3 separate regions of the Homo sapiens genome follow, and regions 1 and 3 are each linked to region 2. Evidence: read pairs that join two places in POLR2A ChIA-PET (ENCODE). Cell type or tissue: Panc1. All regions are shown on one strand. Links, peaks and the distances in the headings refer to the core of each region. The heading gives the core; the rest is flanking DNA. Region 1 overlaps CCDC32 (coiled-coil domain containing 32). Region 2 overlaps RMDN3 (regulator of microtubule dynamics 3). Region 3 holds the start of LOC105370789 (a long non-coding RNA gene).

What was found. Peaks named below come from ENCODE experiments on the same cell type or tissue, not always from the same donor. Only the 100,000 strongest peaks of a DNase experiment are listed, where the experiment ranks them.
Region 1: POLR2A ChIA-PET joins it to region 2 with 5 read pairs; 4 of 35 experiments call an interaction of 5 or more read pairs at or near these places.
Region 3: POLR2A ChIA-PET joins it to region 2 with 7 read pairs; 4 of 35 experiments call an interaction of 5 or more read pairs at or near these places.

The regions. Positions count from the first base shown.
Region 1 is chr15:40,547,279-40,553,193 of GRCh38, reverse strand. CCDC32 (coiled-coil domain containing 32) reads left to right here. Exons shown (of 4, transcript NM_001080792.4): 4 at 1-95. Among named protein-coding and RNA genes, the nearest start is that of CCDC32, 15 kb to the left of the region's middle. In Panc1, for the core only: no CTCF peak of the experiment used is centred there; no DNase peak of the experiment used is centred there.
Region 2 is chr15:40,743,450-40,749,397 of GRCh38, reverse strand. It overlaps RMDN3 (regulator of microtubule dynamics 3), which reads left to right. Exons shown (of 13, transcript NM_018145.3): 5 at 4,139-4,421; 6 at 5,249-5,351. Among named protein-coding and RNA genes, the nearest start is that of RMDN3, 8.8 kb to the left of the region's middle. RefSeq lists a silencer at 2,636-2,805. In Panc1, for the core only: no CTCF peak of the experiment used is centred there; a DNase peak (open chromatin) is centred at 2,747.
Region 3 is chr15:40,961,589-40,967,536 of GRCh38, reverse strand. LOC105370789 (a long non-coding RNA gene) reads right to left here and starts at 5,048. Exons shown (of 4, transcript XR_007064601.1): 1 at 3,890-5,048; 2 at 3,470-3,536; 3 at 2,797-2,898. In Panc1, for the core only: no CTCF peak of the experiment used is centred there; no DNase peak of the experiment used is centred there.

The sequences.
Region 1 (5,915 bases), core at 178-4,177, 200 kb after region 2:
TTGTGGCAGGTTTCCTGGCTGAGCCCGAGCTTCCCTCCCTGTTTATTGTGTTCATGATCAGTATGTGTTTCCATATAAAACTTTTCTCAACGGAATAGCAGTGTCTGTGGTGCTGTTGACTCGATTGCTCCTGGAAGGATGTTCCCAGGCAGCAGGAGGTAAAGACAAATGCATGCAAAGGCATGGGAGCTGGCCACTTTGCCAGCCTCCTGTTATTAGCATGTGCCCTCAGACAGTCCAGACTTTGGTGTTCTGAGGCCTTAGCTCCATGGGCCTTCTTCCTGGGTAATAGTTTACAAATCCCTAAAGATCAGTAGGGTGGCTGTAAAAATCTTCCGATCGAGAGAGGAGCTAAAAGAAAAAATAGAATAAATAAATCTTCTGAGAACATTTGCTTTTTTTTTTTTTTTTTTTTTTTTTTTGAGGTCGCACTTTGTTGCCCAGGCTGGAGTGCAATGGTACAATCATATAGTTCACTGTAACCTCAAACTCCTGAGCTCAGGTGATCCTCCCACCTCAGCCTCCTGAGTAGTTGGAATTACAGGTGCAAACCACTACACCCGGCTATTGTTTGCTCATTTCTAAATCAAGTATTTGTCTTGCCCAAAAGGATAGGAACCAATTAGGTGGTTCCATATACTTGCTTAGTGATACAAATATTTTTATTGTAATATTCAAATATACTTTCCTCTTTTTTTTTTTTTTTTTTTTTGAGATGGAGTTTTGCCCTTGTTGCCCAGGCTCGAGTGCAATGGCGCGATCTTGGCTCCCCGCAACCTCTGCCTCCCGGGTTCAAGCAATTCTCCTGCTTCAGCCTCCTGAGTAGCTGGGATTACAGGCATGCACCACCACGCCCGGCTAATTTTGTATTTTTTTTAGTAGATTTGGGGTTTCTCCATGTTGAGGCTGGTCTCGAACTCCTGACCTCAGGTGATCTGCCCGCCTCAGCCTCCCAAAGTGCTGGGATTACACGCATGAGCCACCGCGCCTGGCCGCTCCTCTTTTTTCCTTCTTTATTTTTTTTTTGTTTTTTTGAGACAAGGTCTCCTCACTCTATCACCCAAGCTGGAGTGTAGTGACAATCATGGCTCACTACAGCCTCAACCTCCCAGGCTCAATCCATCCTTCTGCCTCAGCTTCCCCTGAGTAGCTGGGACTATAGGCATGTGCCACTATGCCTGGCTAATTTTTAAAAAAAATTTTTGTAGAGACAGGGTCGCATTATTTTGCCCAGGTTAGTCTCGAACCTCTGGGCTCAAGCTATCCTTCCACCTTGGCCTCTCAAAGTGCTGGGATTACAGGTGCAAGTCACCATGCCTGGCCCTTTCCTCTCTTTTCATTGACTAATGGTTAACCTTTTTTTTTTTTTTTTTTTTTTTTTTTTGAGACAGGGTCTCACTCTATCACCAGGAGGGCTGGAGGGCAGTGGCACGGTCTCAGCTCACTGCAGTCTTGACCTCCTGGGCTCAGGTGATCCTGCCTCAGGCTCCCGAGTATCTGGGACTACAGGTGCATACCACCATGCCCAGCTTATTTTTTATATTTTTTGTAGAGATGGGATTTCGCCATGTTGTCTGGACTGGGTTAACACCTTTATTAGTAGATTTAGTCGCTTTATTCCTACTGCATTTTATTGGCAGGATACGTGTGACACAGAGAGTGGCTCTCTGTGGCCCCTGGGTACATTGAGGAAGCCAGAATATTGACGGTCATCCAGGCTTGCAGGCTGCCATCTCCACCTGGAGTTCAGATGCCAGGCCTCACTCCTCTCCAGGGCCATCTGATGGCTTTCAGGATGGATTTTTTTGTTTTGAGATGGAGTCTCACTCTCTTGCCCAGGCTGGAGTGCAGTGGCGCCATCTTGGCTCACTGCAAGCTCTGCCTCCCGGGTTCACACCATTCTCCTGCCTCAGCCTCCCGAGTAGCTGGGACTACAGGCGCCCACCACCACGCCCGGCTAATTTTTTGTATTTTTAGTAGAGACGGGGTTTCACCGTGTTAGCCAGGATGGTCTGGATCTCCTGACCTCATGATCCGCCCGCCTCGGCCTCCCAAAGTGGTGGGATTACAGGCGTCAGCCACCGTGCCCTGCCAGGATGGATTTTTTAAAGAAAGAAAAACTAAAATTTTTATTCTCCCTGCATGATAAACAAACAACAATTATTCTTCCTCAGAAACAACAGTTTAAGAAAAAAAAAGCAATGAGGTCCCAAAACACTCTCCCAAAGTGCAGATCATGGGATGGTAAGAGAATGTTTCTGTACCCGAAAATAGTGTTTCTGTCATTCAGGCAAGATTCTAGCTTTGCCTTTTCCCTACTTCCCATTTTCTACCTCAGAAACAGAAATTGGAATATGAGAGGGTGGAGAATCGCTTTAGAGGAACTGAAACAGAGTTTGTAAGTTGAATGGTTTCTAGCCCATGTGTAAACCTGGGTGCGGTGTGAGAGGAGCTCTGCACGACTCCACGGAAGGGAACCCAGTGAGTTGTAGCTATAGTTTCTTAATTGATTTAGAGGTGACAGCGTAAACAATGGCTCTAAAAAAAGGTGAAACTCCATTTACCAAAACCAAATTTGACACTAGCTCCCAAAGCTAACTTGTTAATACAGATTTATCTTAGGCTAGTGAAGTGGCACTAAATTTGAAACTGAGAGTCTTGGGTGCTGTCTTTTATCTGTCTTGTGGCTTACTGAATGGTCACAAATAAGTCAAGTGACCTCTTCATGTTCCAGTTCCTTTTCAGTAATGGGACTAACCATAGGAAAAAATAGTATTGGCCTAAAATGCTGATCTCTTTCCTTTGACCCTGAAAACTCCAAGGAACTCCAGTTAGGGCTTCCTCAACCTAGTAAGATTTGTAAGTTGGTAGAATCTTACTTATCACCCCTGACTTTCTTCCTTCTTCCTCCTTAGTGAAATAGACAGCAAGTTAGAGCAAATGGAGCAATATTTAGTGCTAAAGCTTTAGAGCCAGGGGAGGGTAATCACCAACACGGGCCAAGCCGTAATGACTTGGTACACCCAGAGAAGGCTGGGCTGCAGCCAGGCAGATAACCTAAGGGACTGCTGCTGTTCTCTCCCGGCACACACACGTGCTCATCACTCAGCGCCTGGCAAGATCAGGGCTGGAGTGACACAGGCATGCATCCAATACCTGATCCAGAAATAGGCCCTGGCTGCAGGCACAGCAAGTAAACAAACGTCCCGCCAGCTGTGGCCGAGGTGCACCCTTCCAAGCAGACCTGCCCACCAGGACCATTGCTGGAAGACGGAAGCCCTGGAGCCTCTCCCTGGCCCTGTTTTGGAAGGAGTCCTCCAAGGCTGAGAACAGCCCCAGCCACATGAAGCAGGCAAGGTTTTCTTGAAAATTCTAAATTATCCCAACCAGCTTTGGCCCTACGTCAGTTATAAGACTCAAGATAGGATACTGCCATTGGGATGTTAGGTTTGTGCGAGGGCTGTTTACTTGAGCCCAGAAATAGGTTATTTAAGGCAGAGATTCATTCATCTAACCAATATTTGTTGAGCCCCTGCCATGTTCCAGGCATGGTGCATGGTGTTAAATAAAGCAGAACGGCATCTTCCCACATAGAATGATGGAGGGGGGAGTAGAGCCTACCTCATTAATTCTGTGGAAGTTGTAAGCACAAGGTGCTTTGAGAGCACATGGGAAGGAGATATGAGAGCCCTAGACCAGTTGGAGTGGGGTAGGAGAGAGGCCGTGTTAGGGGAGCTGAGTCCATAGAAATGAATAGGAGTGAGAGGAAATAGAAGAGTAAGAGCATGGGGACCAAGAGGAGTCCTGGAAGAGGAAAACAGCATGTGCAAAGCCCTAAAAGCAAAAGGGAACTTGGAGGATGGAAGGTAGTTCAGTGTAGCTGGAGCACAAAGAACAAAGGAGGGACAGACGAGAGGTGAGGGTGGAAATTACTAAACAAGGCCAGGTGTGAAGGATTTTATAAACCATGTTAAGGAGTTTGGAGTTTATTGTGGGAGAACAGGGAGCTAATGGCTGATTTTAAGAGGGGCAGTGACAAGATGAGATTTACATCTAGAAGGTTATGGCTGCCATGGGTTTGCCATAATTAAAGTGATTGAGGGTGGACAAGTTATTCACACTTGGCAGCGATACATGTCTATGTGAAATGGTTTTTCTTTGTTTTTATTTTCTACTTCAATTTTTCTTGTTATTTTTTCACTATTACAGAACAAGTAGAATCATGTATGGCAGATTGTATTTTCCAAAGATGGCCAAATCAGTGTATCCCATCCCACTCATTCATGTTCCAGTGTGATGTGGACACTCCTCCCCTGAGATCTTCAGTCAATATTCCCTCCCTTTGAACCTGGGCAGACCTATGTAACTGCCTTGCTAATAGAGTACAGCATAAATAATGGGACTTCTGAGGCAAGGTCATGAAAGCACTCCACCTGGGGTCTCTCTCTCTCTCTCTCAGCATGCTCCTTGGTAGTTCTGAGCCGGCATGTAAGAAGTCGGCCACAGAGAGGTAGAGAAGCCCAGGGAGTCCCAGCTGTTTGAGTCTTCCCACCCCAGGCATCAGACATATAAGTAAGTAATTCAAATGATTTCATCCCCCAGTTTTTAAGCTGTCCCAGGTGACACCAAGTGGTACAGAGACAAGCTGTCCCTGCAAAGCCCTACAGATTCAATAAATGTCATGGTTTAAACCACTAAGTTTTGGGTTGATTTGTTACTCAGCAATAGATAACCAATGCACCATAAGCTAAGCTTCAGGTTTTAAGTAGCTAATTTTTAAGTATTTTATTTTGCAGCCCCCTCTAGTCTGCGATGGTTGCAGAATTTAATACTTATGCTGGCTACAGTAGGGAGAGGGGCAAAATTGGACACAGGAGACCAGCTGTGAGGTGGTTGCAGTTGTCTAAGAAAGAGATGATAGTACTTGAGGACTTTTTCCACTTAGGATGTAGAATACTGCAAGAAAATGTCCCTTCCGTCCTAACAATGTGAAAAAGCAGGTACAAAATCATAACTTTTCTTGAGCCCATCAGAAAGCCAAGGCCACAAGGCAACCAAATAAAGGAGAGATAGTGTTAGGGGAGCTGAGTTCATAGAAATGAATAGGAGTGAGAGGAAATAGAAGGAGAGATAGTGACCCATCAACTGTTTCAACTTTGGCAAAGATGTGGCTGTCTTACAAGTGGGTAAGAAAAAGACAATAAAAATGTTAACAAATTTGTAAAGTCCACATGTGGCCTAGCATATCAGTTTAGAATAGCTGAATAGGATTCTAGACACGAGAGTGCGTGCAAAGGCAACCTTTTTTGTACAGGCCTCCCCTGGGGTTCATGGAGAAAAGTGGGAACAGGTCAGGAAAGGGAGGGACTGTTCTTCCTTGGTGATGCATGCATGCAGAGGTTGATCAAGGCGGCTGCTGGTGGAAGGCAAAAAGCCTCAACTTCCACAATCCTCTCCTTTAAGCAAAAGCCTTAAGCCATGGCGGGAGGGGTAACAAACTTTTGCTTCAGTGGGAGGAATAAAAGCAAAACTTATCTGCTTCTGGTGAGGTGTCAAAACCTTCTTGCCCTTCTTGAACAGGCAAAGACCCATTGCTCCTGGGACTAGAAGCAGAAACCCCCTACCCAGGGGCAGAAGCAGGAAACTGTCCTGGGCTGAAGATTCAAGCGAAGGTCCACTCTGTTGTGGGGAGGGCAAGAACTTTGGCTAATCCCAGATGAACCACATATAAGGCAGAGTTTGGCTTCCATAGGGAAGAGGGACAGAAACACTGAGAAAGTCCCACTGCTGAAGCTCGGGTGCCTAGGACCTATTTAAGACTGAAGCCGGGCCAGGGTAACAGAATCAACCCTGCCCTGCCCTGCCTGAGCCTGGCACCAGATCACAAGCAACAGAAGTCTTCTGCCAGCTGAAAA
Region 2 (5,948 bases), core at 1,017-5,016:
CTACAGGCATGTGCCACCATGCCCAGCCAATTCTATTTATTTTTTTTGTACAGATGGGGTCTCACTGTGTTGCCCAGCCTGTTCTTGAACTCTTGGCCTCAAGCAGTTCTCCCACATCAGCCTCCAAGTGCTGAGATTACAGGTATGAACCACCGCACCTGGTCCTCTTTGTGATGATTTAAAGAAGTTGTACTAGGCCAGGCGCGGTGGCTCAGGCCTGTAATCCCAGCACGTTGGGAGGCCAAGGCAGGTAGATCACCTGAGATCAGGAGTTCAAGACCAGATGGCCAACATGGTGAAACCTCGTCTCTACTAAAAATACAAAAATTAGCCAGGCATGTTGGCAGGCACCGGTAATCCCAGCTACCTAGGAGGCGGAGGCAGAAGAATCACTTGAACCCAGGAGGTGGAGGCTGTAGTGTGCCAAGATGGCACCACTGCACTCCAGCCTCGGTGATAGAGCAGTACTCTGTCTCAAAAAAAAAAAAAATTACTGAGGCTGGGGTGTGGAGGCTCATGCCTATAATCCCAGCACTTTGGGAGGCTGAGGTGGGCAGATCACTTGAGGTCAGGAGTTCGAGACCAGCCCGGCCAACATGGTGAAACCCTGTCTCTACTAAAAATAGAAAAATTAGCTGGGCGTGGTGGTGCATGCCTGTAATCCCAGCTATTCCGGAGGCTGAGGCAGGAGAATCACTTGAACCCAGGGGGTGGAGTTTGCTGTGAGCCGAGATTGCACCACTGCACTCCAGCCTGGGTGACAGAGAAAGACTCCATCCCAAAAAAATAAAGAAGTACAAACTTCTGGGGTCAGTGGGAGCCAGAGCAGTTAACCAGGGACACCTGGGGGTCCTTCACTGCTAGGGGTGCTCACTGGGACTCCCAAGGCCACAAGGAGCAGGCCAGGGCTGCCAGACACCTGTGATGGGGCAAGGGGAAGAGTGGATTTCTTAATTATAGCGCCTTCAGGCTGTGTCCCATGCCCAGTCCCGTGGCATGAGAGCAGGTGGTGGTGCAACACTGTGTGGTTGAGCCGGCTGTTCTCTAGGGCAGTGGCCGTGGTGAATGATTCTTTGTGCCATGGTCATTGCCATGTAGGTCAAGGGGGGAGCTCTAGGAGTCTACAAACTCTGAAATGGCTTTGAACATGTGTGTCTTGGGGCAAGGAGAGCTGCTTTGAGGGATGAAGGGCTGAGATTTGATGGGCTGCTTGATTTCACTGAAAGCTGTATTCCTTCCTTCTTCCAAATAACAACTTTGAGGTCTCAGGAGATTGAGGGTGGCAGAGGCAGAATCACTGTGCAGCTCTGTGAGCTTGTTCCCCGGGCATTGTACCAAACACAGCTTGAGTTCCCTCTGTCAGAACCCAACTTGCCCTAAAATACCAGCTCCTCCAGCAAGCCTTCCCAGGCATCTCAGCCAAGAGAAATTGCCTGCAGCCTCATCGTGAAGACTCCTTCTTGGGCATTTATGACCTCATTAAGTTGGGTCTTATCTCAAGGTCAGGGTCCATGTGCCTGGTTATCTTTGAAGGCCTCATACTCAGTCTCTAACATGGTTTAGGTTAAGAGAAACTTAATTGCCAGGAGGAGAGATGTGTGTAACTGAGTCCTTCATTACTGCTTAAGAGTAGAGTGGCAGTCTCTGCTCAGAGGGAGCCTTGGGTCTCTGGCCCACTGTGGGAACTCCTGTCCTCCGGAGTGCACAGGACCAAAGGGCCTTTTCAAAGGTCCCTGCTCGTCTCTGGCAGATCTCAAAAGCCTCAGGGTATGTTAAAAGGGTCACTCCTCTCTGGTAGATTTCTCCAAAGGCTGGCTGGGTTAGTCTGGGAGGTGGAAAGTGAGAGAGAATGGTGTAAATGTGGTAGCCCTTGGCATGTGATTAATCTCTTCTGAGGCCCCAGAAGCTGCCTCAGGCAGTAGGGTTTCAGATTGTTGAGGGTTCCTTAAAGTGGGGCTGAGATGCAATTAAAGTCTACTTTCTATGCCAGCTTCCCTGGAGCCTCCCTGCCTCACAGGGCTCTACCATCTTTCACTCTGTTTGTGGCAGCAAGGCTCCCTGACCTCTCTTCTTGGCTTTGTGAGCTGGGCCTTTAGGATCCAGAGGGATGGCAGCATCGCAGCTCAGGTCCCAGGGGATTCTGTGCTGATGCCTGGGCTCCAGCAGGGCTAGGTCCCTCCCTGGGAGTGCTGGAGGCAGAGAGACTCCTCTTTGGACTCCTGATTGGCTGAGGCAGCCCTCAACTCAGCAAGAAATAGGGTCTCCCCCTCCTTCTAGCAAAGGGAGATGATGCAATTCCAGCTTCCCGTTCCAGATAAACCATCTACCCATTTTGCATTTGGGCCTGGCTGGGCAGAGGAGACTCTGGTTTGATTTTTCTCAATCTGGCAGGTGCAGTTGGGAGTTTCATTCTCTAGGTTGCCTGTGGGTGGTCTCCCTCATCAGTACCCAGGTTGGTTACGAAATCTAATGACACTTATCCTTGTCCCTTTGATTTCTAAAGGTGTTTTTTTTTTTTTCTAATAACTAAAGGGGAAATCTACTTGGATAACCTCTTAAAAAACAAAGGTGCAGTTAGGAAAGGTTTTAAATACCTTACAAGTTCTTGTAGTAGATGTGTCTGGGGCCTCTTTTTTAGATGAGGCTGAAGCTCCTCTGTAAGGATGCAGTCAGCACGGACTGGGTACCAGGTCTGGCTGCTCACTTCCAGAGCCTTCAGAGCCTGCCACCTTGTGGTTTCTGGTTTTCTGGGCAGGACAGCACTTCTGCCCTGACATTAGGCTGTCAGTTGTTGACTTTATTTGTAGGTGGTGTGTCATCTCTCCTTCAGTCCTGTTTTGCTCCAGCCACAGGGAGCCTATTCTTTTTTTTTTTTTTTTTTGAGACGGAGTCTTGCTCTGTCGCCCAGGGTGGAGTGCAGTGGTGTGATCTCCGCTCACTGCAAGCTCTGCCTCCCGGGTTCACGCCCATTCTTCTGCCTCAGCCTCCCGAGTAGCTGGGACTACAGGCACCTGCCACCATGCCTGGCTAATTTTTTGTATTTTTTAGTAGAGACAGGGTTTCACCGTGTTAGCCAGGATGGTCTTGATCTCCTGACCTCCTGATCCGCCCGCCTCGGCCTCCCAAAGTGCTGGGATTACAGGCGTGAGCCACCGCCCCCAGCCTTGTGTTTGCTTCTGACCCCCAGAAGTCCTACCTTTTCCCCTGCTCAGTCCTTATCTATTTTAGGCATTTAGGGAAAACACCCTAATCAGCTGCTGGTGGCTGAGATCCAAGAGAAACTCAGCTTCCTCTTTAGTGGGTGCATCAGGGTTGGGGCTCCTTAGGAGCCACCTGGCATATGGCAGCCCCCCAAACACCTTTTCAGGGGGTAGTTTGCATTGTCTTCCCCTTCTTGCTTCTGGCTGCAAAGTGGTTCCTATCACCTCTCCTCACACCCTTAAGTTCTCAAGGTTACTATGGGCTACTCCTGTTGCGGTTTAGGTTTGGTTGTTGACTTGGGCCAGAGGTTGCGAGTTTGTGGATGTGTGTGTGGCTGCCCATGGCCTGAGGCTGCACCCACCCATGTTGGTTGTGGCAAGTGTCTCTGACTGATAAGGCAAAAACGAGCAGGGACTTCTCACATTTGCCTTAACTGTCACAGGGCCTCAGCTGGTTGTCTGCTCTTTCCTTCCTGGATCATTTTCCCAGCCCTTAGTTCCCATAGGAAACTTTCTCTCAAATAATGATTTCTGCTGGGCATGGTGGCTCATGCCTGTAATCCCAGCACTTTGGGAGGCCGAGGTGGGCGGATCACTTGAGGCCAGGGGTTTGAGACCAGTCTGGGCAACATGGCAAAACCCCGTCTCTACTAAAAATACAAAAAAATTAGGTGGGAGAATTGCTTGACCCCAGGAGGTGGAGGTTTGAGTGAGCCAAGATCGAACCACTGCACTCCAGTCTGGGTGACAGAGCGGGACCCTGTCTCAAAAAAAAAAAAAAAAAAGAAAAAAAGTCTGCCCTTAAGAGGTATGAATGATTGTGATTTGGTGCTTTGGACAATGCCATGTAGAGTGCTTCTTTGGGGGTGAGGGATAGACAGACCCTAGGGGCTCTGAGCTGAATAATCCTCTTGTTGTCCCTTACATTTCTCTGCCAGTTACACAACAGCCAATGCGGAGTCTGACAATGAGCGGGACTCTGACAAAGAAAGTGAGGACGGGGAAGATGAAGTGAGCTGTGAGACTGTGAAGATGGGGAGAAAGGATTCTCTTGACTTGGAGGAAGAGGCAGCTTCAGGTGCCTCCAGTGCCCTGGAGGCTGGAGGTTCCTCAGGCTTGGAGGATGTGCTGCCCCTCCTGCAGCAGGCCGACGAGCTGCACAGGGGTGATGAGCAAGGCAAGCGGGAGGGCTTCCAGCTGCTGCTCAACAACAAGCTGGTGGTGAGGCTCCAGCTGCCTGTCTCCTTCTCCTTCCCTCCCTCCCTCCATCTCTCTGTTCCTGACCCCTGGGGAATGAAGGCCCGTGTGGTTACTGCCCCTACAAGGTGACATGGGACGAGAAATGGTGAGACAGCTGGTTTTGCATCTGTCCCCCAGGTCACATATCCTCTTCCAAGGAGGCCCAGCGTGGATCCTAGGGCCAGTGTACTGCTTGCCCCAGAGCTGCCTCCCCTCTTGGGAGGGGGAGTGTAGTTCTCTGCTTTCTGTAGAGCTACTGCAGAAAGAGCTCTACCTCTCACCTCTAGGGGGAAATGTGGAAAGAACTGTATTTTTTTTTTCTCCTCATTTCCCTTGAGGCAGAGTCCAAGCTGCCAGCCCCATTACAAGCGACAACTGTGTAGGTCACTCAACCATAATTCTCTTGTCAGGTTCACTGACAGAATATATGCCCACCCAGGTATAAATGCCCCCCCCCCAGAAGTTAGAAGTTTCCCTTTTCCTTTCACACTTTCTTCATGTGTCAGCAAAAGACCTCTCGTGCCTTATGACATCTTGGAGTTGACCTTTCCTCCCAGCAGTTCTAGGAGGTCAGAATGCCCTCACCCCGTAATTGTGCAAGCTACTGGCTAGACAGAGAATGTGTCATACATTAACTGCACGTGGGAAGGGATGACTGGGGGGAAGGCTGCGTGTAGGAGCTGGCCTGATATTGATGACTGTAACATACTAGCTTGGAAATTCAAACCTAGGGTGTGGGGGAAGGCCAAGGCCCCCATTCTCCACAGTTGAGGAAAAAGGGGCCTCACCCGTTTCTGTCTGGTCTGCAGTATGGAAGCCGGCAGGACTTTCTCTGGCGCCTGGCCCGAGCCTACAGTGACATGTGTGAGCTCACTGAGGAGGTGAGCGAGAAGAAGTCATATGCCCTAGATGGTAAGTGCTGACAGCTTCCTGTGGGAAGGTGACTGACTGATTCAGGGGTGGGGCTGGCCCATCTGCCTGGGGACCCGGGGAACCACCAAGATGCTGTCAGCAGTTGTGGCTCAGTTACCCACTAGGGACAAACTCTGGCTCCCAAAGACCCTTGCTTTCTCCTCTGGAAGAAGAGAGCAGTCTTTGCTTATCTGTATATCATGCTGATTAGTAACACACGTGCATGTGTTTCTAGGAGTAGTTGTATCCTATCAATGTTATTCGTTTTTCTCACTCTAGCCACAGAGGGCAAAACCTTTTTTCTTAACCTGAGGTTTTTTGCTGCTGCTTAGAAATCTGGTTTCAGTTTTCTGAGCTGGTGGGGCAGGTGTTCTAAGAATATAGCTAGCTTAGAAGACTCTGGAATCCACTTGGCAAGTCTGTTGGCAAAGGCTCCACCCTGGAGGATAGGGTGCATCTGACCTGTGCCAGGCTCAGGGCTTGGCCTTATCTGTCATGAGGTCAGAGAATGCTTGGACTTTAGAGACTGATGTGTCCTGCTGAACTCCACACACTGAGTCAGGTACCATCAATGGGTAATGGGTTTCTAGGTCTGTG
Region 3 (5,948 bases), core at 912-4,911, 220 kb before region 2:
AAAAATTAGCCGGGCATGGCGGCAGCACCTGTAATCCCAGGTACACAGGAGGCTGAGGCAGAAGAATAGCTTGAACCTGGGAGGCAGAGGTTGCAGTAAGCTGAGATCATGCCACTGCACTCCAGCCTGGGCCAGAGAGCAAGACTCCATCTCAAAAAATAATATAACACTAAACAAAGATAACATGGTAACCCCCGCTACCCCTGAATGTTTGCAAGGAGACTTTGGAGAAGCTGTACTTCAGACTAAGGAATGACTCCAAAGGCTGCAATTTAAGGCGCCATGGGGAAATATTTTAAAGCAGGTATGTCTTTGTTATGCCTCAGATGCTGAGCTTTGATAATCACTTGCACCGGTTTGTAAGGCTGATGTTTTGGTTTATCTGGGCATAGGACCAGCTTTTCTCTCGGTAGAGAAGGGAGCCCCTCTTCACCGCCCATCACCAAAGTGAGCACCTCTTTACCCTCTGAGTGTTATTTGTGGACCTTCTCTTTTTGGCATAAAAGCTTTTTGTCAGATCTATTTTTTTACTTCTCTACTTATGAATACATGATAAACTTGCACAGTTCAAAATTAAAAACATACAAAAGGGCATAAAAAGAAAGTCTCTCTCCCATCCCATCCCCTGGAGCCCGGTTCCCCTCCTGGGAGGCAAATTATGTTGACAGTTTAAGATTCCTTCCAGACACATTTACATGCTTTTTAAAAAACAGGATTACACTCACGTTATATGTCTAATTTTGTATGCTTTTTGTCCCACTTAACACTACAGTAATAACATTAATAGTTATGTAAAGAGATTAAAATGTTTCTTAACATTAGCAAATACTCTTCATAAACATTCATGACTGCAAATATGCCGTCCAAGGGAGATGAACCATTTTATTGTTTACTGCTGGACAAATAGTTTTCTCCTCTTAAATTCTCCGATTCTGTCCAAGATGAAACTATCTACATGAGTTCAACTAGAGACTGCAGTTTAGTTTAGACCCAGATCAGCCATTTGCTCCCTGGGGACACAGGGCTCTGGGGTCAGGAGGTGGCCCAGCGCCAAGCCAGAAGGATAAGCAGGTGGTCCCTGGTCTACATGGCCTGCAGGGGCTGGCTGTGTGGTCCAGGCCAGTAGAGCAGATATATTTAACTGGGTCAGATGCTGCTGACTGTGTCATGACCCAGGAGGATTGTGCTGTTGGTAAACAAACCAGAATGGCCTGGCTGCAGCCAGCCCTCCTTCCTCCGCCTGCTGACCCGCCAGGGGGTGTGAGAAGTGGAGGAGAGCATGACCAGGGAGACGGCTCAGACACAGGGGCCCCTGCAAGGCATCTCGCCCAGGAAGGATTGGGAAGTGGCCTTGTCTCACTGCCCTTAGTTGTTTTTTTCCTTATTTCCCTCCTGCCGCAGCCCGCGCGGCATTTCTGCTCCCTGCCTCCTCCCACACTTCCCTCTGTCCCTCCAACCCAGTCTACCTTATTTGCCCTGCTAAGTAAGTGCAGTTCATTCATTCATTCCATTCAACTCATTTAGCATTTATTTATTGAGCAAATAAATCTTTCAAGGGCCTAAGACAAGCCAGGCTTTGAGCTGGCCACCAAGAATACAACACTAGGCCAGGTGCAATGGTTCACACGCCTGTAATCCCAGCACTTTGGGAGGCTGAGGCAGGCGGATCACCTGAGGCCAGGAGTTTGAGATCAGCCTGGCCAACATGGTGAAACCCCGTCTCTACTAAAAATACAAAACACCTGGGCATGGTGGTGTGCACCTGTAATCCCAGCTACTTGGGAGGCTGAGGCAGGATCGCTTGAACCTGGGAGGCGGAGGTTGCAGTGAGCTGAGATTGTGTCACTGCACTCCAGCCTGCCTGGGCAACAGATAGAGACTCCATCTCAAAAAACAAACAAAAAAACAGGAACATGCCAGCTCCTGCCTTACTGGAGCTTAACTCTAGTGAGATGAGAAATCAGCCAATAACTAATTGGGTATTGGTGAAAAATAATACTATCAAGAGCAATAATAACCAGGCTGGGTGGGTGGCTCCTGCCTATAAATCCAGCATTTTGGAAGGCCAAGATGGGAGGATCATTTGAGCCCGGGGTTTTGAGAGCAGCCTAGGCAACCTATGGAGACCCTGTCGCCAAGTAATTAAGTAAATAAGAAAAACAACCACCACCACCAACATTCACATAGTGCCTTAGCGTATGGAGTGTTTTCACCTGAAAGCATACCTAATCCCAAGAATCTGAGAGGTAGCTAATGATTGTCAGTCCTGCTCTACAGGTGAGAAAATTGCAGCTTTGGGAGATTAAGTAACCTGGCCAAGGACTTACACCTGGTAAGTGGAGCCCCAGCTCTTGAACCCAGTTCCTCCGACTCCGAGCCCATATCCTTCGTGCAGAAAGATGAGCTACTGGAACTGGACGAGAAAAAGTTTCCGGTCCAGCTCTTCATTTTGCATTTGAGGAGACAGAGGTCCAGAGAGTGTAAAAATGCCTTGACTAAAACACACCGCTGAAAACAGACTGGAAGCTCCAGACTCCCAGCCCAGGACTCTTTCTTTGCATCTAAACAGTCCGATGCCCTGACCCAGGGGGCAAGCCCTGGTGCCTGCGGAGGTGTGGGATGGTCACGGTAGGTCAGTCTCCTCCCTGAGCTGCATCCCCAGCTAGCCCGCCCCGCTCTGCATAGTTCCTCTTCTGAGGTAACAGTCCAGAGCACCCCTCTGAGGTCCCCTCATCACTGCCTGCCTCCTGCTGGGTGAGAAGACTTTCAGTCAACCAACACGACGTAGGTACCTACTATGTGTACGCTCCGCTGGGATACATTAGGACCTTGGTCCCTGCCCTCTCGGGCTCACAGTCAGGATAAGGAGGAATCGACGAGAACATGATACAATAGAAGCTGCAAGAGAAACAACACGGGTGGCAGAGATGCATGGCAGGGCCCCAAAGCCAGATCTAGGTGGTCAGGGGTAGGGAAGCTTCAGGGAAGGCTTCTCAGAGAAGGTGACATCTCAGCTGAGCCCTGAAGCCTGAGTGACAAATTAGCTAGGCTAGAGCTGGTAGGGATGAGATTTTAGAATGAGGGAATGGAGGAGGGTTCGAGCTCCAAGGTGAGAGGGTCCCTGCCTGTGGCGGGGAAGCGGGGGGGGGGGTGGGTCCCAGGTTTCTGCCCCACCAGCTCCTATCAGTGCATACCACGTTGCTTGGGCTGCAGCTGGCCTGTGAGCAGGAACTGGGTCTCCCTCTGGAAACCCCCATAGGCGAGGGCCTGCTCCTATGGAAGGCATCCCACGTGGGCAGCTTGTCATCAGCTTTCACCACCCATGGGCTCCCCCGTCCTTCCTGCCAGAGCCCCTTCCCTTCTCCTGCCACCCTCTGCCTGGCATAGGACACGACTGGGCCCCATGAGTGGCTGTGCCTGGCTGGACGTGACTGGCTGGGGGAAAGCTGCAAGTGGGTACATTACTTACCTGAGTCCCCTTCCTACCCCAGTCACCAACACCATTAGGCTGTACCCAGGAAAGCCAAGCTCCTTTCCTGTGGGGACAGGGAGAGAGATGGCGGATGTGGGGGCGCCACTCCATGAAAGATGCACAAACGCCCCTCTAGCTTAGCACTGCAGGTGGGGGAACTAGCAAGAGGCAGCCCCTTCCCCTGGTATGCATTTAGGGCCCTGGCCTCTCACAGATCAAAGAAGAAAAAAAACCGATCCAAAATGGAGGGGGGGGGGGCCAGCAGCGTGGTCTGCGCTGCCGCAATCAGGCACCCACCAGGGGCGCCATGCCCGGCTGGTCTGCCCTTGCCCATGTGGCTTCCAGCCCCACATTCCTGTGCTTTGCACATAAACCTTCAGATTGAATAATAGCCTGGGGAGCCAAGCTGGCACTTACCCTTGAATATGATTAGGTTTTTATGGGGTCTTTCCCTCCAAGGTGACATACGACGTTACATTCAGGGAGTCATTGCCCATGGGAACATTTCCCACAGGTCCTCTGAGCTCCTCCTAGGGCCCCGGAACTGTGCTCCATGCTGGGGTAAACCGTTCCTGCCCTCGGGGGTGTTCCAGTTAGTAAGGACAGACCTGCAAGTAGATGAAGCCAATAACACCTGCTGGGCACAGAACAGATCTGGGCAGAAACGGCAGGGAGGGTACCAGGCGGCCATATGAAGCCAGGGCGTGTGCTGAGGGGTGTGAAAGGGTGGACAAGCTTGTTAGAGGAGCATCTCGGTCAGGATAGCAACAGGAGAAAAGGCTGTGATCACACGTAGCATGAGGCAGAAGGGGTCGCAGGTGGCTGGAGTCTGTGGAGAGTAGGGCCCACGTTGTCCATGTGGAGGGGGCTTAGCCAGACCTACATTTTACGTTATGTGGAAAATGAATATACAGAGCACAGAACGGGATGATAGATAGGTTTAGACATCATAACGCTAGCCCAGGAAAAGAGTAGGGTGAGGATGGTAGAAGTAGGGCAGGTACCGCACATCCTCGGGACAGGTGAGATGACAAGTTTTTAAGGTTGAGGATGGAGCTCAGCCCCAGGTTCCTGGCTCAGCTGGGAGGCGACTATCAGGGCTGGAGTGGGCTTCTGGGCATGGGCACCCCAGGGCTGACGCTTCCTGGGAAGCGGATGGTCCAAGTGTGTCCCGAATTGGTGGGTTCTTGGTCTCACTAACTTCAAGAATGAAGCCCCGGACCCTCACGGTGAGTGTTACAGCTTTTCAGGTGGCCCGTCTGGAGTCTGTCCCTCCTGATGTTCAGATGTATTCGGAGTTTTTTCCTTCTGGTGGGTTTGTGGTCTCCCTGGCTCAGGAGTGAAGCTGCAGACCTTCGCGGTGAGTGTTATAGCTCTATAAGGTAGCACTTCGGGAGTTGTTTGTTCTTTCCAGTGGGCTCGTGGTCTCAGGAGTGAAGCTGCAGATCTTCCCTGTGAATGTTACAGCTTATAGAAGCAGCGTAGACCCAAAAAGCGAGCTACAGTAGCAAGAGTTATTACATACAGCGAAAGAACAAAGTTTCCACAATCCGGAAGGGGACCCGAGCGAGTTACTAATGCAAGCTCGGGCAGCCTGCTTTTATTCTCTTATCTGGCCCCACCCACATCTTGCTGATTGGTAGAGCCGAGTGGCCTGTTTTGTCAGGGCGCTGATTGGTGCGTTTACAATCCCTGAGCTAGATACAAAGGTTCTCCACCTCCCCATCAGATTACTTAGATACAGAGTTTCCACACACAGGTTCTCCAAGGCCCCACTAGAGCAGCTAGATACAGAGTGTCAATTGGTGCATTCACAAACCTTGAGCTAAACACAGTGTGCTGATTGGTGTGTTTACAAACCTTGAGCTAGATACAGAGTGTAGATTGGTGCACTCACAAACCTTGAGCTAAACACAGAGTGCTGATTGGTGTATTTACAATCCCTGAGCTAGACATAAAGACTCTCCACGTCCCCACGACTCAGGAGCCCAGCTGGCTTCACCTAGTGGATCCCGCACCGGGGCTGCAGGTGGAGCTGCCTGCCAGTCCCGGTGCCGTGCGCCCGCACTCCTCAGCCCTTGGATGGTCGATGGGACTGGGCGCCGTGGAGCAGGGGGCGGCGCTCGTCGGGGAGGCTCGGGCTGCACAGGAACCCACGGAGTGGGTGGGAGGCTGAGGCATGGCGGGCTGCAGGTCCCGAGCCCTGCCCCGCGGGAAGAGAGCTAAGGCTCGGTGAGAAATAGAGCACAGCGCTGGTGGGCTGGCACTGCTGGGGGACCCAGTACACCCTCCGCAGCTGCTGGCCCGGGTGCTAAGTCCCTCATTGCCCGGGGCCAGCAGGGCTGGCCGACTGCTCCGAGTGCGGGGCCTGCCAAGCCCACGCCCACCCGGAACTCCAGCTGGCCCGCAAGCGCCGCACGCAGCCCCGGTTCCCGCTCGCGCCTCTCCCTCCACACCTCCCTGCAAGCTGAGGGAG